4 separate regions of the Homo sapiens genome follow, and all the other regions are linked to region 3. A link is a contact called in ENCODE Hi-C or POLR2A ChIA-PET data. All regions are on one chromosome and are shown on one strand. The core of a region is the stretch at or near the end of the contact, and the rest is flanking DNA. Distances in the headings are between cores, read along the strand shown.

Region 1 (6,350 bases), core at 3,410-5,909, 7.9 Mb before region 3:
CATCATGCACTTTATACATTTTTGCCAAACCTTGGAGCTGTAGATATGGCTTATTCAATTTATAGAAAACACCCATCAGCCACATAATCTAATTAGTAAAGTTAATCCTCATTGTCAAACCAATCATCTAGGTCAGATTTACTTTCCAACCTCATTTTTAACTAAATGTATTAGAATATGTATTCTTAGTTTTTTTAAACTAGGAAATTATCAAATACATCTCATAATCTCAATTATTAAAAGCAGCCAAGATTAAAATGATATCAAAACTATTAGAATTGGTTTATCCATTTTTATAATAAGCCATAAAACCAAGAATAAATCTATATGGTTTTTCTCATTACTTATTTCCTAATAATAAAACATAATGTGTGAGATGAATGTTATTTATGAATTAGAGTATAACAGACAATATTCCTTCAGTATGTCTGTGTGTATATTGAACTTTGGTTTTCAGCTTTTAGGAATAACTGAAGAAGAATAATATATAAATATTCTAGAATAGCTCTAAACAATTTTTTGGAAATCATAATCAAAATGTTTCCTATATATTTAATGAAGAATAAAAGAATATGCTATTTAAAAAGTAATCAGCCTAGAAGCTAAAGCATAATTTTATTTTTGTTAATAAGAGGCAGAAAGAAAGTCAGGATTGAAGTATTTCTCTATTTCATAATAGAATTTGATAAAAATAAGTGTATCAGACAAGATAGGCTAGGTCATGCTCCAATAACAAACAACAAATTTGTATGACTTAAAACAGAGGCATGTGAATTAAAACAACAACGGCTCATTTCTAACAAAAGCTATATTTCCAATATGGCTGGTGGAATAGGATCAGCCCTTCATAACAACTCAGGAGCACAGGCTGACAGTGCAACAACTCTCTGTCTCAGAAGGGAAGGAGAGCTCTGGAGTTTCATCAGGGTAAATAACCACCTTAATCGGAAGGTGACGCTTCACATCTGCTCATAACTCATTGGCCAGAAAAAGTCCTAACCATGATCCTAACCAATCTCAGAATTCCCATGAAATACAATCTAGCCAAAGTGGAAGGAAATGGAAAAGATTTGGTGAACTGTATCAGTGATTATCACAATACATTTTCACATTCATTGAACAACACACACCAAATCTAAAATAAAATTATGTATGACTTTTGCACAGTTTATTCCAGTGCAATGTGAAAAATATGAAGGTACCTGAAAATGATCTGTATGATATTTATAATGATCAGTGTCACGGCCAGGGGCGATGGCTCCCATCTGTAATCCCAGCACTTTGGAAGATGGAGGCAGGTGGATCACCTAAGGTCAGGAGTTTAAGACCAGCCTGGCCAACATGGCAAAATTCTGTCTCTACTAAAAATACAAAAATTAGCTGGGCGTGGTGGCAGGTGTCTGTAATCCCAGCTATTCAGGAGGCTGAGGCACAAGAATTGCTTGGACCCAGGAGACGAAGGTTGCAGTGAGCCGAGATCATGCCACTGCACTCCAGCCTGGGCAACAGAGTGAGACTCTCTCCAAAAAAAAAAAAAAAAAAAAAATCTGTCACAAAGCTCTACTACTTCAGCTGTTCAGAGTTGCTTTTCTTTCCAGATAATGCTATATCCTATGGAGAAGTACTGAGAATAGCTGAAAAGAATTGCTTAGGTTTAAATATACGGGAAAAAAAATTGGCTTCGATACTTTCTTCAGTGCTGCTTTGCTCTGCTCTTACCAGATTCTCCTTCAAAAACACTGCACTTTTCAACAGAGGATGGAAGACATCTGATGGTTAAAGGAAAATTACTGTCACTCTTACCACTAACATTCACACAGTATATCTGATTTCAGAAAATCACAACAAACCAATTACCATATTTCTGACAGCCGTACTTCACCCTTAAGTGGAATATATGTAAGATAGGAAAAGACATGAAGCCTAAGAAGGGTTGATGGTGCCTTGATTGATCATTAGAGGAAGCTTCCTCCAAAACATTTTGAATCTTCCTTTCATCTGTCATCCTGGAAGGTATATCCCTCACACCTTCAGTGATGGATATACCTTTCTTTTGTAAGGTCCAAGAACTACTGTAAATGCAGATGTAAAAAAGAACCTACATGATGCTAAGAAAGAATACTTATGAAAATACGGTATCTGTAAATTGATTTACTTAAAGCAATAAATATTCCCCTGCCCCTTGGACTATGCCACACCATAAGAACTTTAAGTTGATGTAGCTTTAATTCTTGCCCTGCCTAATGACAAAGAACATTTGCCAAAGAGTATGATGAATAATGAAATCACTTAAAGTGGAGGCTTTCCATTTTACCACAACCTACAGCAAGAAATATATTTATATTATGATCCAATGCACATATACATATTGTTTCATGAAACAATAATTACCCCTACTACATGTGATGCATTTAGATATTTTTTATCCTAATGTCTTTCTTTTAATGCTGGTCTCTATTCACTAAATTGATTTCACAGCCAACTAATGATTCACAGCACACAATTGGAAAACACAGGACTACAGAAAATAGAAATATATAAGGAAATATCTGATTTATAGAGCAATCTCTGATTATAAAAAGTGCTCTTAAAACTGCATTATCTTGGCGGTGTAAATGGGTAAGCCAAGGTCTGGTGAAGTCAATATCCATAGGAGGTTCAATTTTATTCTATTCATTTCATTTTTCCATCCCTAATATTCCAACTTTCCTATTGATAAGTAACAGTCTCTGATTGGCCAATTTCAATGGCTTACTCCTTCTAATCCTGTGGTAGGCTAAAACTGTTCCCCAAAGATAACAGAGTCTAATCCCTGGGACCTGCAAATGTTACCAGATACGGGGAAAAGGCCTTTGAAGATGTGACTAAATTAAGGATCTTCAGATTGAGAGAGTATTTTGGATTAGCTCCATGGGCCTTAAATGCAATTACACATTCCTAAAAGGGAGGCAATGGGAAGTCTGACACACATAGTGAAGGCAATGTGAAAAGGGAGCAGAGATGTGAAGATGTTGGCCTTGAAGTCTAAAGTGATGTGGCCACAAGCCAATGAATGCCAGCAGCCACCAGAAGCTGGAAGAGTCAAAGAACTGATTCTCCCCTAGAGTCTCTGGAGGGAACACAGCCCTGTCAACATCTTGATTTTGGCCCAGTGATGCTGATTTTGAATTTATGGCCTCTAGAACTGTAAGATAATAAATTTCAGTTGCTCTACAACACCAAGTTTGTGGTATTTTATTATAGCAGCCTCAGGAAACTAATATGAACCCCCATGAAATTGACTTAATAAAAGTGATAGTGCAAAGTACCTAAACAGTCACCTGAAACTCTATATACCTAGCTATGTTTCAAGAAAGATTTATGGTAGCTTATAGTAATTCACAAAACATTGATAACACCAATAATTCATACGTGAAAAGGAAAAAACAGGAAGGATATACAAAACGAAGCCAACAAGGTTTATGCAAAAAATATATATATGTGTGTGTATATATATATATACACACACATATATATAGCTCTTGCCTCGAGCCAATTAAAATTTGGCTTTAAACCAGCAGCTTACACGTAAAGGAAGTCTTCTTGTTTATATGATTCAGTGGCCATTACATAAAAACAAGCCAACTCCACAGAAACAAGTACAAAAGACAAGACGAAATTTCTCCCAGGAGTTTCGCTCCTTAGGACTTCTTTTCTGGACTGTAGCCATGTATAGGATACTCATTACCCCTTTGTAAACTTAAATGTAGTCACTAGACCCAACTTTATAAGGCTGTTTACTATATCATATAAGGCTGATAACATGTCAAAACTTAACTTGATAAAAGCAAATCCTATAGCATAGATTGATTAGACGTCAAATTCTAACTTAAAAGTAAATTCTGTAGGAGGAAAGAGGGTGTAAATACAATACCCACTAGGTAGGCAACTCACTACCGATATTAATTCCAGGGTACATTTTGAAATATTTATAAAATGCCTTGAACGATACTCAGAAAACGAGTACAGTTTCCTCACCCAAACTATCAAACATTGAGTAAGTGCTGCATACAATGCCTATGGGATGTGGCTTGCTTGAAAACAGATTTAGTATGGGGTGAAATACTCACAATGCTTTCTACTATCTGCCCAGCGAGGTCTAAGATAACTACTGAGGAGACAAACGTTCCATCCCCTACTCCCTGAAGAAGCTCCTGGGTCAATGGGGGAAAGCGCTCCTAACCCAGTAGCAAGGAAGGCTTGCAGCTAGGGATCCTAATTAACTATTAGAAGATGAGCAGATAGATGGAAGGGGAGGGGGATGGCGCCGCAAGTCGGTCAGAAAGACCACACGGCACACGCATCGCCATTGCTTCAGAGCTTTTGGAGGCAGGTCTGTAGCCATTCCCACCAAAACATACTACCGAACCGTGCATGCCCTTCCAGGAGAGCCAGACCTTTCTAACTCTCCCCAGCCCACCACCTCCCCGGGTCCTCCGCACAGGCGGCGGCGCTAGCCTTACTGCGCAGGCGCCAGGTACACCTCGGAGGCCTCAGGAGGGGGAGCCAGTAACTCCGGGTCGTTCACTAGGGCTCCGCTCTAGCTGCCAAGCTTCCGTTTCTCTACTGCTCCCCGTAATAGTTGCCTGCGCGAGCTTGGAGCCGGGTAGAGGGCGGGCCTTCCGGGACGAGGGCGCGTGGGTGAGGAAGGTCAGGTCTAGGTAAGGCTGTCGGTGACTTTGGGGGTCTGCAGCAAGGGGCGATGGCTGCGAAGTCTACGGGGGTCTCCAACCTTGTAGAGTCGCCAGGAATAGGGCGAATCCACTTCATTAGTGACCAGCTCGGGCGGTTCACGTGCATCACACAAATAACTTGGCCTTTTTCTGCCTCAGTTGGGGGATTTCTTAAACGTAGAATACCCGCGTTTCCGCTGCCGTAATTTCCTCTCAGGCGCAATTACTCTCTTCCATATTGGTTAACAGTAGAAGGCTCAGTTTCTCTGCTCATCACACGGCCTTCGGCACTGTAGCTTTGGGTGGTGGGCTGCAGATTAATTTTGTAACCACCTTAAGAAAAATACGGTAAGGTGATATTTAAGAAAAATATTTGCGAAATGCGCTCCCGAGTCAAACATCGGTTGACTTGACAATACTACAGTTTCCATCACAGTCAGGCATGATCGAGTCAGGTGGAGGGAGTTGAAGATTGTTCTTGATGAACTGAATGCAGCTAATACATTTTCAGTGCCGTTGATGCCTCTATGACTCCGTAAAATAATCGGTACCGGGTTTTTTTGTTTTTAAGCATTCTGTTGAGATTGTTTTTATGTTTAGATTGTTTCTATGACAACGTGTGTACACTGTATGTGAATTCCTTGGATCCTGATGGTTATTAGGGTGGGCACTGTGCCGTGAATTTTGCATATTAGCTTCACATCGCAGATAGTATGACTGTCCTCGTGTAGTCGATGAGAGAACCTGGCAGAGAATAAGCACCATTACAAAAACGACGTGGCCATTAAAAGGCAGAGGCGAGATTCCAACCAGCTTTTTTATTCTGCAGCTGGTGCGTTCTGCTAACCAATGGTTTTTGGGAAACTGGAGAAAGCTCTCTCCCAGAACAATTTACACACACACATACATACACATATCGGCATACAGATGTACACTTCCACTGTTTTCAAAACGCTGAAGCACATCCCGGTTAAGAACTCTTGCACTTCATCTTTACCTTTCAAAGAGAAAAGGCAAACCTAATACAAAGCCACTTATTGAAATAATCTTTTAAATGCATCAGACCTATCAAAAAGATCAAAGAAGTTTGCCCTGTTATGCCAAAGTAAAAATATGGGAATTTTCTTCTCATGTGGGCTTAATTTGTTTTGCTCAGCACATTTGAGTAATTTGTTTTTGCTTAGCATTTTCAGCTCCAGTTAACTTTTTTCATGAGAGTACAGTTTTCTTTAGTTCACATTTAAAGAAAGGTAACACTTAAAGTGACTTGTACTCCCCGAGAATGGTTTCATGTGAATCAAAATGTAATTGACATGCACGTTGTAAGAAAAGCTCCCGTGTTATTCTTCGTGAGAGACATGTGTCTGTGCACTGTGGAAGGAAACAACAAAGCAGTGTCATTGGTAATTGTTAAAACCACTTTCAGTTTCCTCCTGTTTAGCAAGTGGGCCTTTGTTTCTAGTAAGGGATTCAGGTTTGAAAAGGCTTATTCCCTTTCTCTGTCATAAAACTTTAGGACTTGGATTTTATGATATAACCATGTTCCAGCCTATTCTAGTGTGACCTTTTTACTTACAAGTTATGTATCCCAGTAATTTGCCACATTCCAAAATGGGCATGGACATAACAGCAGCATCC
Region 2 (6,596 bases), core at 989-3,488, 5.4 Mb after region 3:
CAGACAGGCCTGGGTTCAAGTCTCAGCTCTGCCTCTTATTACCAATATAAGGTACCTGTCCTTGGGTTAACTATTCTTTCTAAACCTCAAATTACACATCTATAAAATGTGGCTGATAATCGTTATCTACTTGTTAGGTATTACAAATGAGACAATATGAGCAGAATAGTCAGCACAAGACATGACAATAAACAAGTAATTGGTGATATTCAGTATCCATGGGGGTAATTTGTGGGCAGTCACCGCACAGAATCCAGATGCCCTAAAAGCCTCCAGCATTGGCGGAAACAAAACTATGTTCAGCCTCATTCTATTCCCATTCCACAAATGAGAGAGACCTTTAAGAACAATTTAAACCTCAGCAAGGAGAAATCTCAGAAAGATCCACTCTTTCTTACTGCCAAACCCAACACCGGAGAGCCAAGAGATGTTTTTGTTCCTATGGTGAAGAGAAGATCAGTGCAAATGAAAAAGCTAACGAAAGAAGAGCCACTTTAGGATAATCCTTTCATGGGTCAGGTCAGTATTTCAGAGGAAAAATATATGCGGATCTTGGAAATTCTCTTCTCATTCAGTTTCAGATCAGTTCTGACCCTCCATTACACATAAACAAAAGGAAAAGGCAGTACTGAAAATCCCAAGAATCTTGGCTGGTGGCAGACTATTACCTTAAGAAATGAGCACATGGGAATTGGGCGAGGGGATCTTAAAATCAGCTTTACACACACATAAGCTGCAGAACATTTTAATCTTGTGAAAGATAACAGGGTAATAAAATAGAATTTTTTTTAAACTGGGTCTTGCTATGTTGCCCAGGCTGATCTCCAACTCCTGGCCTCAAGCAATCCTCCCACCTCGGCCTCCTAAGTGCTGGGATTACCACCATGAGCCACCGCACCAGGCCTAAAATAGAATTTTTCAAAACTTTCTACAACAGCAAAACTTGTGGAGCCTTGGGAGAAAGTATCACAAAAGATATTTGCTGTTGCAGATACAAATGTCAGAACTGCAGTATGAAACGACATCTAGAAGTTTACAGTCATCATAAACCAGAAAATTGGTAAAACCAAGAAATGTCAGGTTCCAAGATTTGGAAGGGTTTTGGGGAGGACAACTGGGGGCAAGTGATAAACTGAATTTATATTATCAAATTATCATGGAGCTAGGAGTAAATTGTAAAAATAAACTTTGCAGGTTCAAATTCAAAATTGAAGAATTTTCAAAAAGTTGAGGGTATATAAAATCAGGCAGAATCTATAGTGCTATGAGCACTAGACCAGGAATCCGAACACTTGGGCTCTTGCTATGGCTCCAACCCAAACCACCATGTGACCTTAAGCAAGTCACTTGCCTTCTTCAAGCCTATCTCCTTATCTTTAAGGGACGGGAGAACAATGATGATTACTAAGATTCTTGCCGGCCTAACCTTTTAGAAGTCAAAAGTACACAAAGATCAGGAGCTTTCAGGTCGACACAAGAGGTGGAGGGAAAGAGAGGAAAAGAGGGCCACAGAGTGAGAAAACTTGGGAGTCAAGTAACAGCGTTTGTGGGAACAGAAAAGTTTCATGATGGCCAAGTACTAGTAGAGAAGAGCCGATGTCAGGATCTCGAAAAACTACTAACTACTCAGCATATGTCAAAATGAACAGAAAGACGGGGGATGGGAGGACAGATATCAACGAATTGTCTCTGTTAATCAATCAGTAATCGATCTGTCCTGGTAAACAGACAGGAGATCCGAATGCCGCAACCTCGGAAATCACTGTGACCCCTGATGTCAAGGTGTCCGGGAGGCAAGGAACAAGGGGACTCCGTGTCTGCTTCCGTCTAGTGAGAGGATTCGGAGAATCGACGAAAAGTGAGGAAGGGGGCAGAGGAAAGGGGATCTGGGACATGGAGCAGGCTGGCGGAAGGTGGAGTCAATGCCTGACTCCCGCCCGAAGGCAGGCAGAGGGGTCGGTGTCCGGGGCCCGTTCTCACCATCTTGATGATGCCCCGCTGCACGGTGGGGACCGCGGGTCCCCCGGAGGAGCCGCCGCTCTGCGCGGAGGACGCCATGTGTGGAGATGCAAAGGCAACGAGTGGAGCGGCTGGCCGGACTGGAGGTGTCAATGTGGGTGTCGGTGTTGGTGAAAGGGAGTCGAGGCGAGGGGCAGGCTGGCTACCAGCTGCGGACGGTGGACGGGACGGACTCGCCGGGCGCTCACAGGAGCAGCAGCGGGACACGGAGCGAAAGAGACGCGATCTCCGCCGCCGCCACACGTTCTACTCGCCGCGCAAGCGTGCCAGAGCGCCACCGCCCTCCGCCCAATTAGCGCCCAGAGCCCGCCGGCCCTCAGGCCAATAGGCACCCTGCTCGCGGAGCCCCGCCTCTTGGTCCCCAAAACGGTGGTGAGTTCCAGGAAGCGCTGAAAGAGTTGATTTGCAAGGATGGGCTAAATATGGGGCGGGACTTCCGGGGCAGCCGGAGTAGGTAATGTCGGGAGGTGTAGTGGGAAGGAAAGGACACGTCAGCATCTGGCCGCGGGGCGCGGGGGGCCATGGGAGCCCCAGGGGCGGAGCCAGCCGCGCCCTCCCGCCTGACCTCGCCCATGACGTCCTTCCCCGCTGGCCTCAGGGGCGCACACTTGTATACCCACCTAGGTGGGCGCCGCTGTACCCGGGAATGCGGCCTGGGAGGGTGGAGCCACGCAGGCAGAGTCCTGGAGGAATCTCCGTACCCGCTCCACTCGACTTCCGACATTTTACCTTGGCTAAAAGTATGGAGAGAACTTGGAAAATCAGAGCTTTGTGGAACCTCCTACCGATGTGGGCTTTGACCTGCCACGCGGCCGCGCGCCCTTTTTGTAGTCAGAGAGTGTGCCTCGCCCTTGTTTGTGTCGCTGGGGTCTAGCACTTGTGAGGCGTTCCATTAATGTTTGTTGGTGGGAGGAATAAATGTCTCAGAGGAAGGACATGCCACGTATACAGGGGAGAGTGACCCTCGTTCTTCGGTCTCTTCCCAGCTGCTCCCGTGACGTTAGGGAAAAGGCTCGCTTCACGCTCTCACCCGACCCAGTGTGAAGCGCCTCCAGCCACCGGATACCTTCCCTAGCCCCAGTAAAAAGGTCGGGGAAGGAACGGGAAAGCCAAGGCCTACAAATATTTAAGTGACTGTTTAGCGAGAACTAATATTCGTTGAGTGCCCACTATGTGGAACCAAGGACCTTGCATGTGTTATGTCATTTAATCGTAAAACTTGGCTCTACACTGAAGACAGTACTTCCCTTGCAGTTCTTTTTGTTTCTTTGGTTTTGTGGCTTTTTTGAGACAAAGTCTCGCTCTGTCGCTCAGGCTGGAGTGCGGGGGCACGATCACGGCTCACTGCAGCCTTGACACTCCCAGGCTCAAGCGATCCTCCTGCCTCAGTCTCCGGTGTAGCTGGAGCTGGTACCACGGGTCCGCGCTACCACGCCCAGCTAATTTTTTTTTTGTAGAGCTGAGATTTCACTATGTTGCCCAGGCTGGTCTCCTGGGCTCAAGCTATACTCCTACCTCGGCCTCCTAAAGTGCTGGTATTACATGCATTAACCACAGTGCATGGCCCCTTGCTCTCTTAAAAGATTGTAAGTTTATTCTCCCACACTAAACATATCCCAGGGTTAAGTTTTGAGGTCACCTTCTTAGATCCCTAATTTGCCACCCTTTTCCAAAAAAAAAAAAAAAAAAAAAAAAAACCTCTGTGGAAGTTGGTTCCATCAGATTATACCCCTCTCTATCTCGTGGCTTTTTATCTACCGTACCCCTATTTCTACCGTGTCATTCATTGAAATTGTTAACACTTGGTGCACGGTCTTCAGCCAATAATCCTGAAATACTTCAATATCTACGAGCATGACTTATCCCATACCCTGACCTCTTTGCTCCTTGATCTCATCTTCAGTAAACTTGACCTCTGCACCAATTTAGGACGTTCTCCAGACAGATAAAACACCATAACTTCATAGGTACGATTGTAAACTCAAACACTTTGTCTTTGATCATAACTGCTGTCCTCTCTCCCTTCTCATTCAGTTAATTATCTTATATCTTGTATTAGTTACATAACAATTTGCCCCAAAACTTAAATACTAAAGAAAACAATAAGCATTTATCTCACAGTTTTTGTGGGTAAGGAATCTGGGGTGGGTGCCTGCCTTTTCCTCCAGGTCTTCTCTTATAAAGCTGCAGTCAAGGTGTCAAGGGGAGTTGGGAAGGGGACTGTGGTCTCATCTGAAGGTCCTCCTCTGACTGAAGGTAGATTGCTTCCCAAGCTCACTCATAGTTGCTGACAGAATTCAGTTCCTCAAGATGTTGGACTAAGAGCCTCAGTTTTTCAGTGGTTCAGTTTCCTTCTACATGGGTCTCTCCATAGGGCAACTCACAACATAACAGCTGGTTTCCATCAGAGCAAGTGAGAGACAACAGAGGACAAGCGTTAACTAGAATTTAAAGTCCCTGAACTCACTACCCTTGCTTTACCAGCTCCCCTCTGCCTTCTCCTGGATCCTTGGCTAGACTCCATGCACTGTCCATCATTTTAGCCCCTTTCCTACCAATATCTTCATCTGTAATTCCCATTGTCTTTCACTGGGCCCACCTGTCAAAACCTCAACTCTAGGCCCTCTATAGCTCTCTACTTTCTTCAAACCTACCACTTACCTGGAGAAAACACTCAATTCTGCAGGTTGGTGCCACAGTGAATTAATTAATGGGCCCTCACACGGTGCCTGGAATTTCTTCTCTTTATTCAGTCAGTTCAGCCTTGAACTCTATTGAGTTTGTTTTAACTGACTCCACTGTTTCCCACACTCTGAAAGTGATAAGGCCTCCTACTTGGGAGAAAAAATCATCAAGAACTCCTTCAATTTCCCACCACTGAATCTAAAATCTTATCTTCCTTCTCATTCCTCTCTTATCCCTTGTTACTGTCAACTAAAGAAAAAAAAATCAAGCTTTTAAAGAATTAAAGTTAGTTTTATCCAGAAGTCTTACTGAGGCCCAAGGACTACATATAGCCCAGGAGCGGTTGTCAGACTGCTCCTGCACAGTGTTTCAGCCCATTGCTTATATATAGGAGGTGGAGGTTCAGTACATGCAAAATCACATCAAAGCTTGGGTGTTAAGAGTACATCTGGTTATAGATCTCTAAAGTACATTTGGTTATACATGTTAGAAGCAGAACCACTAACTCTGTCAGATGTTATCTTATGTGCAGGGAAAGGCAAGGACTAAGGTCATTTATCTTTTATGGACTACATTGACTCAGGCAAGAGACACTGGGGGCCGTGTGCTTTATCCTGTTTTTTCTTCAGAGCATCTTTCAGGGTAGCGGTGTGTCATTGTCACAGTCAGGGGCTTTGTGAAATTCTGCTGAGAAGCAGAAATGAGGAAACATGGCTTCTTACATTTGCTACCTTGTCTCACATTACAAAGAAAATCTCCCTCCTACTCTTCAGGCTAAACTCTTCGTCTTAGTTCTTGATCTGCCCCCTCCACATTTCCAATCATTCCCTCTCCGGTTTTTACAGCTTCTCAGTTTATCCTAGGTTCTCCTCATTAGCATTAAAAAATTTTTTTTAATCTTAAAAAAGAGTAGAACAAGGAGTTCAATCTATAACTGGCAGCGAACAATCAGTTGATATAACACTACCTTCAGACCAGCCTCATTAGCACTTAAGTATTCTCAAATTTCTTGCTTTGTAAAATTCAATTAATTAAATAAATTTTTCCTTCATTCCACATCCATCTCCAGATATCTCTCCTCCCTTCACAGGCAAATCTTCTTGCTAAAATTCTCTTTGTTGCCTTCACATCGTCACACCATATTCAATCCTCAGCCCTCCGCATTCTGACTATTGCCCTTACCAATTTACCAAAACAGTTCTCTCCAAGGTCACTGATGACCTCCTTGTTACTACATTCAGTGGACACTTTTCAGACCTCCATTTGCTGAGATCTCCATAGCATTTGACACTGTTTGCCCTTTGAAATGCCTTTCTACTGAGATACTATACCTGTGTATCCCTCCCATCTCCTAGCTGCTCCTTCTCATCTCCATTGTGATGACTCCTTTGCCTGCCCCTTAGTATTGATGTTCCTCAGGGTTCTCCGGAAGGCATCTTCTTTTCTAATTCTAAACATTCTTAAGACATCGTATCTACTTCCATGACTGCATACCAATGACTCCCAAATATATACAACTCCTGTTAAAATCTCTTTTAAGCTCCAGACCCATCTGTCCAGCGATACTCTAAAGATCTGCTCATGGCTGGGCTGGGCGCAGTGACTCACACCTGTAATCCCAGCACTTTGGGAGGCCAAAGCAGGGGGATCAGGAGGTCAGGAGTTCGAGACCAGCCTGACCAACATGGAGAAACGCCGTCTCTACTAAAAATACAAAATTAGCCCCGGGTGTGGTGGCGCATGCCTGTAATCCCAGCTACTTGGCTGAGGCAGGAGAATCCCTTGAACCCAGGAGGCGGAGGTTGCAGTGAGCCGAGATCACACCATCGCACTCTAGCCTGGGCAAGAAGAGCGAAACTCCATCTCAGAAACAAACAAACAAAAAAATCTGC
Region 3 (6,576 bases), core at 925-3,424:
AGAGGGATTAATTGAAGAATAGTACCATCATTAACCTAATTTCTATTGAGAATCATCTGCCTCTGTAAAACTAAGGTCATATGGCTAAACTTATGTGTAACAGTGTGTTTAGCAAAAAAGAAATATGTAGATGAATAACCTAATAACTATGTACTGGTCTCGTAGAGGTGAAATGTTGAACTATTAATAGGAACTTTCCACAATAGATCATCTCAACTTTTCTGATGTAGTTTTAATTCCTCCACTAATTTATGCCATCTTTGGCAATCACTTAACTTTTCTCTGCCTAACCCTATTATGGCCTAACTTATGTAACTGAACTAGTAGTAGAAGGAGACACAAAAGTGGAAAGTAAATTCTCTACATACTTGGTGCAAATAATTTATTCTATGAAGAAATGTATTTTCTCATAGACAGGTTTGAAAACCATAGTACTTAAAATTTTACTTTACAAAAAGAAAAAAATACAGATACTAGTTCATGAGACAAGAGACATGGACCAAACACACGTTTACGTTTTTTATTTTTTTATTTTATGGCTACTACTAAAATGCCACCATTCATGTACTGCATAACAGTGTTTCAGTCAAAGAAGAACCTCATTTCTGGCAGTGGAATCATAAGATTATAATGGAGCTGGAAAATTCCTGTCTCCTAGTATTTACTATACTATGCTTTTTATCTTTAGGTTAAAGTGCATTCTTTCTACCTATATAAAAAAGTTAACTGTAAAACAGCCTCAGGCAGGTCCTTCAGGAGGTGTTACAGAAGGTGCTGTTATCATAGGAGATAGCTCCATACGTGTTATTGCCTCTGAAGACCTTTCAGTGGGACAAGATGTGAAGGTGGAAGACAGTGATATTGATGATCCTGACCCCGTGTAGGTCTAGGCTAATGTGTGTGTGTTTGTCTTAATTTTTAACAAAAATGTTTAAAAAGTAAAAAGTAAATAATTTCAAAAATAGAAAAAGCTTATAGACTAAGTATATAAAGAAAGAAATATTTTTGTACAGCTATATAGTGTGTTTGTGTTTTAAGCTAAGTGTTATTAAAGAGTCAAAAAGTCACAAAAAAAGAAGTTTATAAGTTTAAAAAGTTACAGTAAGCTAAGGTCAATTTATTCTTGAAGAATGAAAATATATGAAAATAAATTTAGTGTTGCCTAAGTGCACAGTGTTGATAAAAGGTACAGTACTGCATAGTTGCGTCCCAGGCCTTCACATTCAACTCCCCACTCACTCACTGACTCACTCAGGGCAACTTCCAGTCCTGTAAGCTCCATTCATGGTAAGTGCCCTATAGAAGCATACCATTTTTTATCTTTGATTTTTTTTTTAATGGAATGCTTCAGAAATTCATGTGTCAACCTTGCTCAGGGGCTGTGCTAATCTCTGTATTGTTCAAATTGTCCTAGATGTGTTGCCAAAGCAATCACTTTTACACTGTTTTTGCTGTAGCTTTTCTATGTTTACATATATTTGTACACACAAATACCACTGTGTTACAATTGCCTACAGTATTTAGTACAGTGACATGCTGTACATCTTTGCAGCCTGGGAGCAATAGGTTACACCAAGTAGCCCAGGTGTGTAGTAGGCTACACCATCTGGGTTTGTGTAAGTACACTCTATGATGTTTGCACAACCACAGATATCACAGGGTCACCTAACGAGGCATTTCTCAGAAGTAGTCTTCATTAAGCTACCCTACGACTGTAATGAAACGCTAAGTTTTGAGCCAGGAATTTGTGTATAGAACACTAGGAATGGCTTCATTAGTATCATGCATCTTTTTCATTAAACTGTGAGTCCCTTTGAGAGAAAGATTGTGTCTCTGAACTTAGTGGCCTAAATTTCTAGAATTATGTCTTCAAAAAGTTGCCCAGTTAGGCGTCTCTGGGGAGTCAAAACCACAACTCCCAGAATGCCGTGCTCCCTTAGCGCGCTCAGGCGCGGGGAGAGAATGTCCCATCACCCACCGCGCCAGATCGAGACCACAGTTCCCACTACACCCAGGGACTCCGCGGAAAGCTATCAAACACCACCTGTTGCCATAGCATCCGGGTCGGGTGAACCAATCCGGGCGCCCTCGCCGAACAGAGGCGGGCAGTTCGCATCGCCGACCAACCTGAGGCGTTTTTGTTGTGGCGCGTGACCGGAGGAGGCGGGAGCTCAGGACCGGCGCCTTCTCCTTGCTTCTGGGGGTCGTGGCCTTGCTCCCGCTGTGCGGGAAAAGAATCCAGGCCCTTCCACGCGCGTGTGGGTGCGGGGGCCCCGAAGTGCTCGTGGTTCCCCGCTAGGTCTCCGCTGGGGCAGGAACCGGAATCATGGGTGGGACCACCAGCACCCGCCGGGTCACCTTCGAGGCGGACGAGAATGAGAACATCACCGTGGTGAAGGGCATCCGGGTGAGTGCCCGTGGACGGGCGGAGGGCCAGTGGTTGGACTCGGACCCCAAGGCCCCATCTTCTCCGGACCCGCTCAGCCTGGGTTTCTCCCGTCCTGGACCCTAGCGTATTAAGGCCAGAAGCCCAGGTGTCTGGGAAGAAGCCTAGAGTTTCAAGACGTGGGACATTCATTCAGAGATAGTTCCTGGTTGTGCCAAGTGCTAGGCACTGCTGGGGCGGGCGGGGAATGCCAGGTTGAATTATACCCTGCAAGGGCTCACAGTCTACTCGTAACTGTACTGCTCCCTTGTTGCAGGACCGTATTTGAAACCCATACCTCGGTGTACTTGTCTGTGAAATGGTTTTCCTGGGTTCAGGACCCAAACCCTGCTTTTCCACTGTGCACACCCTGTCTCCCAGGGTGAATTGGCATTTTAAGGATTGCCTTTGCTTTGTGTCATTTAGTGCTCTCCCTCTGATAACACCCCCTCCTCCCACCCACTCCCCACACCCTGTCATCCTCCCTCCCAGCCCCACAGTCTTTTCTGACCTGCCTGGGGCGGCTTCTGGCTTCTCCCTGCTTCACTTTCACTTGATATCTCCTCTTTCCCAGGCGCCTCCTCTGTGACCTGCTGCGCCGAAGTTTTGGATTAGGCCCAGTTGCTTCAGGACTAGTGTCTGCCAGTCTGATAGGGGCTGAGATGGGTTTGCAGTTTTTCATACCAGTAGAAGTAATGTAGTCATTTCTGACCAACGTTGTAGAGCACTTTTTTTTTAATGCCCTTTGCATGCACCTGATACATAAACTGAAAACCTGGTTTTTCTCTAGGGTGTCAGTATACCAGCACTAACTTCATTAACACACTCTCCGCTGCGCCTGAATTTGGAGCCTCACATTTTTGGACGTATGATGCCTGAACCTAGTAAATAAAGCAATTTTGACTTCAGAAAGTTTTATAATAATTTATATATTTTTTTCTGTTATCAACCAGCGTAAATAAATTACATTTGTAAATTATTTTTAACAGTTGTTACCAGGAAATAAAACTTCTTAAATATTTAAAATGTTTAAAAACTTTTTCTTCTGAAACTGTTACCTTGAGAATAATTTATTAAACTTTTCTTCATAGAAACTCAGACTGTCGAACTCAGTTTTTGGTCTGTGACCAGTATTTCTTTATATCATGCTAATTAATGGTAGTACTACATTTTGTAATAAAATATCTGAGGCTGTATTCTTTGAGTTATTGTGTTTCAGTTAGTACTCTTTGGAGTAAAAAATTACTGTAAACTTTAAGTTTTATGCAGAGATTTTAAGACTCTTGCCATTAGGCTTTCAGTACGCAACTCAGAGTGAAAAATAATTAAAAGACAAAGCAAAATAAGTTTTGAGTGAGAAGACATTGGTTAGAAAAAAATGTATAAATCCATATTCTCGTGCTTTAGTACAGACACAGTGCTAACAGCAAACAAAATCGAAAGAGAATGTGGCCACAGCACAGAGATTCATATCAAGTATTAGATAAGGTTGGATGGAATAACTGTGACAGCAGGGATAGGTATTCTATTAAAATGGAAAAATTGTCTAAAAAACCTTTTTAAGATTTTTGTTTTTTAAAAAGAAATGTCCTTTGGTCATATAACTTGACAGCATTCCTCATTTTTTTCCTTTCTTATATAGTACATTTTACCTGTATTGCTAACAGTTCAAGCATGATCATTTTTACCTCTATGCTTTTCTTCAGAATATACCCTTCACCTGGAATGCCCTTGCGCTGGTCTCCATTGCTTCAAATCCTCCTTTTACATGAATGTTTTGCAATCTCTCTGAGCTTCAGTTTTCCCATCTGCAAAATAATGCAACTGAGTACATCCCTCAGATCTCTAATATTTTCCAGTCCTGAAATCCTGTGAGTCTGGTGGCACTGTAAGTTTCTTGTAGCCATACTTAGCCCATTGCAGTTTCCTCTAGAAGTGACATCCATTGAAGTATTGAGTACACAGAGGTCATTCTGATTTCTTTGAGCTCATGATCAAAAGAGTATCAACTTGAAATTAAACAGACCTCAGTTTAAATCTCAGGTTAGATATTTATTACTTAACCTGATTGCCTGTGTGATTTTTGTCTGGGTCTTTTGTAGATGTTTTTCAGTTGATCTTAGTATTTTTCTTGGCTTGAATTAAGCAGACATCAGTTTAAATCGCAGGTTAGTTATTTATTAGCCTGTGGCCTTTGACAATTGACTTCTTTTATTTCCTTATCCATAAACGGTAATACCATCACTTCCCTTGATTGGTTATTGTAAGAAGATGAGGTAAGGTATGTAAAGCACCTGGCACATTGTAGATTTTCATTAAAAAGGCAGCCATTATTATGATAGGGTTCCTTTCACATGCAAAGTTTTAAGATTCTTTGAAAGTGCTGTGCTGTGTAGTGGAAAGAGCATGTGCCTTGGAACCAAGCAGACCTGGGTTGGATTCTATCTCTGCCTCTCACTAGCGGTGTCGCTCTGGACAAGTCACTTTTCATTGTGTTTCCGTATTTAGTATTTCTGGACAAAGCCTACTTTGAGAATTTGACATAATGTATATCTAGCACAGTGTCTTGTACTTTGACAGTGTTTGCACTTGTGAATAATAGCTGTTATTAGAGCTGTTCAAAAGAATGGATATGTGAACTTAAGTGAACTTCAAATTTTAATAAAAATAAGAGCATGTTGTGCCCCAACAGGTGTACCTAAAAGGGTATGGACTGGGAAATGGGAGTCTTACATTCTGCCCTAATTGAGGGTGTTTTTTTGTCTAGGTCTGTTGTAGATGGTTTTTATTTCTTTATATTTTTCTTGGCTTTAAATAGTCACTTTGTTCCCTTCTGAGACATGGGGAAGGATAAGAAACCGCATTCTCAGTATGTCCATAAGCCATTGTTTTTAGCTTAGTTTGTTAGAACATGGTGCCGATGAGGCACCAAACTTCAGTTTTGAACTGCAGTTAGGTTAGTTCAGCTTGGCTGAAGAAAACGTTCCAACTTTGACCAGTTGTCTAGCATTTATGTCATTGGTTGTAAGAAATGAAAGTTTACCAAGCTTACTAATTCAACAGAGGCAGTCACTGCTGGAAAGCTAATTCTGTGTTCTGTTACACTGTTAAAGATAGTACAGACGGTCTCCTGTTAGGATGGTTCGACTTAGGATTTTTTGACAGTGGTGTGGAAGTGACAAGCGTTCAGTAAACTCAGCTTCTGGCATTACCTTCAGCAAAATCCGTTGTAAACCAAGGAGCATCTATAATTTCATCTTCCTTTATTTTTTTCATATAATGACTTGGGTTCATTCCCTTAATATAAATATGTTGGCAATTATGAGGTTTTTTTGAGTTGGAGTCTCCCTGTGTTGCCCAAGCTGGTCTCAACTCCTGGGCTCAAGCTATCCTCCTGCCCCAGCCTCTGGGACTACGGGCATGTGCCGCTCCACCAGGCTCAGTCATCATTTATCTTAATGTATAAAGAATAACATTTAGTGAACAACATAAGGCTTTTGGTAACTATGCTGAATATTTATTTATTTATTTGAGACGAGTCTTGCTCTGTCACCCAGGCTGGAGGGCAGTGGCATGATCTCAGCTTGCTGCAACCTCTGCCTCCCAGGTTCAAGTGATTCTCCTGCTTCAGCCTCCTGAGTAGCCAGGATTATAGGCCTGTGCCACCATGCCCTGCTAACTTTTTTGTATGTTTAGTAGAGGGGGGTTTCACCATGTTGGCCAGGCTGGTCTCAAACTCCTGACCTCAAGTGATCTACCCACCTCAGCCTCCCAAAGTGCTGGGATTACAGGTGTGAGCCTCCACACCTGGCTGAATTTATTAATAGATTGTGTTTCTCTATATTGTTGAGGTCCTTAATAGCAATGAAAGGACCTACTTCAAATTTTAAGTTTAAAATTTCTTCTCACCTACCAGGTGTTATTTTTCATGGTATTGTAGGGTCTTGTTTTTTCCCTTTATCCTTAGCAACTGATAGCTTTTCTTCCCTCTTCTGTAAAAGTAACCTATATTTTTACACCTGATTCCAACTTTGAATCTGAAACTACTCTTATGGATTGGATGAGAGGTCACTCTTTTGCCTTGCCCTCTTCTCAAGGCTAAAATAAATTCCTAGAGAGGAAAGACCAAGCATTTTCATTACTCATATTAC
Region 4 (6,106 bases), core at 1,150-3,649, 5.5 Mb after region 3:
GGGGTCTTGGTCCTCCCTTTACTGCCTCATCTTCCACCGAGGGACTTGCGCGTAGTAGGTGGTCGTGTGAAGAGTGCGCGGGAGGTAGGGGAAGGTGCCCGAGTGCTAGCTAGCTTCCATGGTTCCTCAAAACGCCTACTTCCTAATTCCCAATCCGCAGAACCAGTGTAAGATTCCCGGCCTTGGGCGGCGGGGTCACAGACCCACTCCTGGGCTGTTGGAGAAGTCCACCTTCGTTTGGATCGCCCTGCGGGCCCCGCCTCTCAGTCCAGGCGCTGGCCGCTTTGCCGAAGTTCCTCACTTTGCCACAGACTTGTGGACCTGGCTTATTCTTGCACATCCATTCAGGATTTTGTGAAGATCTTGACTCCGTAGACCCAAAGAGCTTCACATGTCATTTCCCTGCCTCATTTTAACATCTGAGAGGAGAATAGCAAAATAGGAATGAAATTCTTCTGCGGTGGAGACTGGCTCATTGCCAGGCATTATTAGGCCTAACAAATGCTTGTTCAGTTGAACTGGACTGATAGATTCTCAATGGAGCGAGGGTAGGTGTTATGTCTACTCTGGATTCCCAGTGGGCTTCTAGGATCAATTGTTTATGGACTCGAGGTAAACTGAGCTGGGAATAAAAAAACCTTCACTCATTCATTTGCTTTTTCAGCAGATATTTACTGAGCACCCACCACTTGCCAGCACGTGATTTCAGGCTTTAGTTCAAATCTTAATTCTGCCATTTCTTGAGGATTTGGCTTCAGCACTCCTCATAACTCTTCCGTTATTTCATCATCTATAAAATGAGACTTGTTCTAACTTAAGGGGTTATGGTGAATCTTAAAATGATTTGATAATGTGACTGAATGTTATGTATAATACAGCTTGATGTTATTTGGGCCACTGAGAAACGGGGTCTGAACAGACCTCCAGGGCCTGCCCCATCCTGATCTGCAAAGTCTGTAACAAGGACAGACTTTGGGAAACAGGTATGAGTGAGTGAATGACTTTCCTTTTCTCTTCAGTCATAGACTTGCATCCCTAAGAAGGCTTTTACGAGGCTGAAGAGTACATTTTAGAGAGTTCCAATATAATAACAGAACTAGTGTTCACCAAGTTAGGTCAATTCTACATTTAGCTCTTTTATCAGCCTCTTTGCTTCCATCTCTGTTGTCACTACCTTCTGTTCCCCATGACTGAAAGTCTCCTCACAGGTTTCCTGCCCCTTGTTCCCTCCAACATGTCATACAAGTCTTGATGACATCCCACTTTTCAGATTAAAATCCATTAGGGCCTTACTATAACCCAAGATAAAATTTAAATGCCATAAGTTGGGTCCCTACCTATTGTGCCAGCCCCTCTGTTGTCACCTCCTTCACATACCCTAAGCTACTGAATGCTTTCTGGGTGAGTCAAACTCCGATACCCTACAGGTCTTTGCATTTTTTTCCACCTGCCTGGAATGCTAGTTTCCCTGATCTCTGGTTAGGTGGACAATCACGACTCATCCTTCAAATCCCAAAGTATTATTCCCAAGAGCCTTCCATGCCTCACCTAGACAGGCCTCTTTCCTCTTAACTTTCATACCACTTTGAATATACCCAGACATACTGGTGTGATAGCAGGACATATTTGTATGTCTGGTTCCTCACTAGATTGCGAGCTCCCTGAGGGCAAGGTCGTGTCTCTTAATGGTGTTACCATCTGGCACAGCACGTGATACGTTGAGAATCAGACTGATTAGAACTCCTAAACTTACTAGCTGTGTGACCTTGGGCATGTTACGTATAACCTTTCTGCCTCATGTTTTCATATCTGTAAAATAGTGCTAATGAGTATAGTGCTTACAAGAATTACTGTAAAGACTAAATAGCAAAACTCTTGTGAGCTCCTGGTATATAGCTGGCACTCAGGATAGACATGGCTATAGAGTGCCCTCCGTAAATATTTGTGGAATCAACTCAGCAGAACTAAGGAAGGGTACTATTAGGCTGTATGCCTACTAGGTACCAAGCACTGTGCTATAGAGGACTGCAGTTTTCGTGGTCTAAATGGGAGTCTTAATTGTTGCCTTTTAGGGACCATGGGTCCTGAGCTCCCAAATCGTTGGATGCGTCGTTCACCTGGGTGTTTGGTAAGAATGCAGTGCGACGTTGCTCTGTCGCTCGCTGAGCGTAGCCCGAGGTCAAGCTTGGGCGCTCTCACAAAACCGGTGCCACTCTGGTGTCTTCGACTTTGCTGGCTTCGCCTTTCCCAAGCCTGTTTTTTGCCGCTCGCGGCCCCACTGCGTTCTCAACAGGCCGCGCCCACCCACCGGCCGACTTGGCCCCGCCTACCTTGGGCCCACTGGGGGCGGAGCCTGCGGCGCCTCGCTGACGTCACTTCCAGCGGACACGGAAGCGCCGTTGTCGGCAGGCAGCTTTAGTTAGGATGTCGTGATGGGACCGAGCTCAGCGTAACCCTCTGGCCGACGTGGGCCGAGGGGGCCGGCCCGGGCTGCTGTGGCCCAGACGAGCGGAGAGTGCGGAGCGGCTTCTGGGCCAGCGCTAACGAGCCCTGGCAGTGCGCACCTCTGGTGCCAGTGTCGCCCCGCCTCCGGGGTAGAATCCGCCCCAGCCCTCCGGGCCTGGGACCGGGCGGCCGCTTTCGCCAGTCCGTCCGGCCGTTCCGCATTAGGTCCGGGATAACTAGGTGGAGTAGGTGTGCGGCCCGCCGCCGGACAGCCCGCTCGCTGTTTCTTTAAGCCCCCGCCTGCGTCTTCACGGCCCTCTCCCGTTCTGCTGGAAAGCTGACGTGGGGCAATCCGTTCAGACCCTCCATGGAGAAGTTTGGGATGAATTTCGGGGGCGGCCCGAGCAAGAAGGACTTGCTGGAGACTATAGAGACCCAGAAGAAGCAGCTTCTCCAGTACCAGGCACGGCTCAAGGATGTGGTCCGTGCCTATAAAAGCCTGCTGAAGGAGAAAGAGGCATTAGAGGCCAGCATCAAGGTGCTGTCGGTATCCCACGAGGCAGATGTGGGCCTCGCAGGTGTCCAGCTTCCAGGCCTCACCTTTCCTGACTCTGTGGATGACCGGTGCTCCACTCACAGCGAGGATAGCACTGGGACCGCCACTAGCTTGGATACTGCGGCCAGTCTCACCAGCACCAAGGGTGAGTTTGGGGTAGAAGATGACAGACCGGCCCGTGGACCACCACCTCCAAAGTCCGAAGAGGCCAGTTGGTCCGAGAGTGGCGTTAGCAGTAGCAGTGGGGATGGGCCATTTGCAGGTGGGGAGGTGGACAAAAGACTGCACCAGCTGAAGACTCAGTTGGCTACTTTGACCAGTTCTTTGGCTACAGTCACTCAGGAGAAGTCCCGCATGGAGGCTTCTTACTTGGCTGACAAGAAAAAGATGAAACAGGACTTAGAGGATGCCAGTAACAAGGCGGAGGAGGAGAGGGCCCGCCTGGAGGGAGAATTGAAGGGGCTGCAGGAGCAAATAGCAGAAACCAAAGCCCGGCTTATCACGCAGCAGCATGATCGGGCCCAAGAGCAGAGTGACCATGCCTTGATGCTGCGTGAGCTCCAGAAGCTGCTGCAGGAGGAGAGGACCCAGCGCCAGGACTTGGAGCTTAGGTTAGAAGAGACCCGAGAAGCCTTGGCAGGACGAGCATATGCAGCTGAACAGATGGAAGGATTTGAACTGCAGACCAAGCAGCTGACCCGTGAGGTGGAGGAGCTGAAAAGTGAACTGCAGGCCATTCGAGATGAGAAGAATCAGCCAGATCCCCGGCTGCAAGAACTTCAGGAAGAGGCTGCCCGCCTTAAGAGCCATTTCCAGGCTCAGTTACAGCAGGAAATGAGAAAGGTAATTATCCATATCTCTTTCAAACATCAGCCATTGACCTGAAGTGAGAAATATTAGGGTTTTTTTCCTCCTTTGCTAGTTAGAGCTAAGTGTCTATACTGTCATTTTTGATGCCACCTGAGAAGTTCCACTAGTGAACCTGGGAAGTCCTGTTCTATGCGGTGTTGACATATGTGCTTCCAGGAGGATGTGGAGCTTCTCAGTGTAGGCTGGGTTGAAGCCAGACAGCTCTGCACTTCTGGGCATTGGCATCTTACCAGCTGTGCTCTATGAAGCAGTATAGTGGCAGCTGTATAGTAAAAGGTAGCGTGTCTTCTGTTGGTATGTGCCTCTAGGAAGAGTGGCCGAAGGCAAAGGGGATTTTCTCAGAAGTAACCTCTTGTCATTGCCTTTACTCAAGATGTGCCTGTTCTGGAGAAGTGCTATTTTCCAGAACAGGTATTGAAAGGGTGCCTCCTTTCAATGTGGAGAGGGAGATCCAGCGCAGTTTTGAACTTCCAGGAATATTGGATAAGGAAAAGAATGCTGTATGATTTCTTAATAGGATTTGAGGAAGCACCTGAGAAACAACAGTAACACACATTATATGTGGTTAGGTGGAAAGCAGAACAATAGCAGATGTACCAAGGTGCTTCATATTGTTCAGTATAATATGTGTCTTGCAGAATCCAAGCAGGTAATAGGAACTTTTGTTAGCTCCTGAATCAACCGAAAAATCCCTAGTTAGCATTCTTGCCAGGCCATCCCAAACCTGTGACCCTTTTGCTCCCCTCTCCTGCTTTCTCAGAGTTTGCTGTGGGGCTTTTGTGGATGCATTTTTGTCTGTTCCCTTGTTTTGCAGACAGCTCTTGCAGAGGATCAACTCCGTCAGCAATCTCAGGTAGAAGAACAGAGGGTGGCAGCCCTGGAGAATCAAATATCCGAGGTGTCTGAGCTGCTAGGCACCTACGAGAAAGCCAAGCAGAAGGACCAGCTGGCCATTCAGAAGCTGAAGGAGCGCATTCTGCAGCTGGACCTGGAGAACAAGACACTGGCTCTAGCAGCCTCCAGCAGGTCCCCTTTAGACAGCCATGGAGAGGAGTCCAGTCTGGATGTCAATGTCCTGAAAGATAAGATGGAGAAGCTGAAGAGGCTGCTGCAGGTTGCGGCCAGGAAAAGCCAGGTGACCCTGGATGTGGAGAAGCTCTGTGACCTGGAGATAATGCCCAGCTCGGAGGCTGCTGATGGGGAGAAGGCTACTGCACTCTATTACCAACAGGAGCTGAAACAGCTGAAGGAAGAGTTTGAGAGGTACAAGATGAGAGCCCAGGTTGTCCTCAAAAGCAAGAATACCAAAGATGGTAACCTGGGAAAGGAGCTGGAGGCAGCCCAGGAACAGCTTGCAGAGCTGAAGGAGAAGTATATTTCCCTGCGGCTCTCCTGCGAGGAGCTGGAGCACCAACACCAGCAGGAGGCTGATGACTGGAAGCAGGAGCTGGCCCGGCTGCAGCAGCTCCACCGGCAGGAGCTGGAGCGGTGCCAGCTGGACTTCAGGGACCGCACACTGAAACTGGAGGAGGAGCTGCACAAGCAGCGGGATCGTGCCCTAGCTGTGCTCACCGAGAAGGACTTGGAACTGGAGCAACTGCGTTCTGTGGCCTTGGCCTCTGGGCTGCCAGGACGCAGAAGTCCTGTGGGTGGTGGCGGTCCTGGGGACCCAGCTGACACATCATCCTCTGATAGCCTGACCCAAGCATTACAACTTGCAGCGGCCAATGAGCCCACTTTCTTTCTGTACGCTGAGCAACTGGCCCGCAAGGAGGTGGAGATCACATCACTGAGGAAGCAGAAGCACAGGCTGGAGGTCGAGGTGCATCAGCTGCAGGATCGGCTGCTGGAGGAGGGCGAACGGCATCGTGAGGAGGTTGCAGCCCTGCAGAGCCACATCGAAAAGAACATCAGGGACCAGAGCAGGGAGGGAGCCAATCTGGAGTACCTCAAAAACATCATCTACCGCTTCCTGACCTTACCTGACTCCCTGGGCCGCCAGCAGACTCTCACAGCCATACTGACTATCTTGCACTTCAGTCCAGAGGAGAAACAAGTGATAATGCGACTCCCAACCAGTGCCAGCTGGTGGCCTTCTGGCAAGAGATGATGCCATTTTCATGAATTCCTGGAATTTCTGTGCCTCTTTTATGTGGGAAAGGGCAGGCTCTGGTTTCTGCTGCCTCTTCTCTTACATTGTCATTTATTTCTTCACTGTGTTGAGCTGGGAGGAGT

Evidence for each region. Hi-C counts contacts between places; a loop is a spot of excess contacts on that map. ChIA-PET counts read pairs that join two places held with the same protein, here RNA polymerase II (POLR2A). Pooled maps may share reads with other maps.
Region 1: a map of B cell shows a loop between it and region 3 (13-fold over the local background). The contact joins the promoter of MRPS33 here to the promoter of CHCHD3 in region 3. A Hi-C loop is called at or near these places in 1 of 168 maps with a recorded cell type or tissue (B cell) and 6 of 50 pooled maps. POLR2A ChIA-PET finds 5 or more read pairs at or near these places in 1 of 52 experiments (T-cell).
Region 2: a loop to region 3 is called in a map of B cell, with 28 times the contacts of the local background. The contact joins the promoter of SND1 here to the promoter of CHCHD3 in region 3. A Hi-C loop is called at or near these places in 3 of 168 maps with a recorded cell type or tissue (B cell, CD8-positive, alpha-beta T cell and naive thymus-derived CD4-positive, alpha-beta T cell) and 5 of 50 pooled maps.
Region 4: a map of CD8-positive, alpha-beta T cell shows a loop between it and region 3 (13-fold over the local background). The contact joins the promoter of GCC1 here to the promoter of CHCHD3 in region 3. A Hi-C loop is called at or near these places in 2 of 168 maps with a recorded cell type or tissue (CD8-positive, alpha-beta T cell and naive thymus-derived CD4-positive, alpha-beta T cell) and 5 of 50 pooled maps.

The regions. Positions count from the first base shown.
Region 1 is chr7:141,013,261-141,019,610 of GRCh38, reverse strand. MRPS33 (mitochondrial ribosomal protein S33) reads left to right here and starts at 4,659. Exons shown (of 3, transcript NM_053035.3): 1 at 4,659-4,700. RefSeq lists enhancers at 4,131-4,330, 4,851-4,900, 4,363-5,008, 6,151-6,220 and a silencer at 4,478-4,786.
Region 2 is chr7:127,647,836-127,654,431 of GRCh38, reverse strand. It overlaps SND1 (staphylococcal nuclease and tudor domain containing 1), which reads right to left and starts at 2,238. Exons shown (of 24, transcript NM_014390.4): 1 at 1,981-2,238. The coding sequence starts at 2,058. It overlaps SND1-DT (SND1 divergent transcript), which reads left to right and starts at 2,600. Exons shown (of 2, transcript NR_186577.1): 1 at 2,600-2,759. RefSeq lists enhancers at 2,020-2,199, 2,024-2,642 and a silencer at 2,440-2,689.
Region 3 is chr7:133,077,688-133,084,263 of GRCh38, reverse strand. CHCHD3 (coiled-coil-helix-coiled-coil-helix domain containing 3) reads left to right here and starts at 2,174. Exons shown (of 8, transcript NM_017812.4): 1 at 2,174-2,407. The coding sequence starts at 2,327. It also overlaps the pseudogene RNU6-92P. RefSeq lists enhancers at 1,892-2,001, 2,212-2,391, 1,807-2,441.
Region 4 is chr7:127,581,889-127,587,994 of GRCh38, reverse strand. It overlaps GCC1 (GRIP and coiled-coil domain containing 1), which reads left to right and starts at 2,399. Exons shown (of 2, transcript NM_024523.6): 1 at 2,399-3,844; 2 at 4,686-6,106. The coding sequence starts at 2,813. The coding sequence ends at 5,981. The region is part of intron 1 of LOC105375490 (a long non-coding RNA gene); the gene reads left to right. RefSeq lists enhancers at 1-136, 137-763, 2,281-2,330, 2,051-3,050, 3,051-4,051 and 1 more.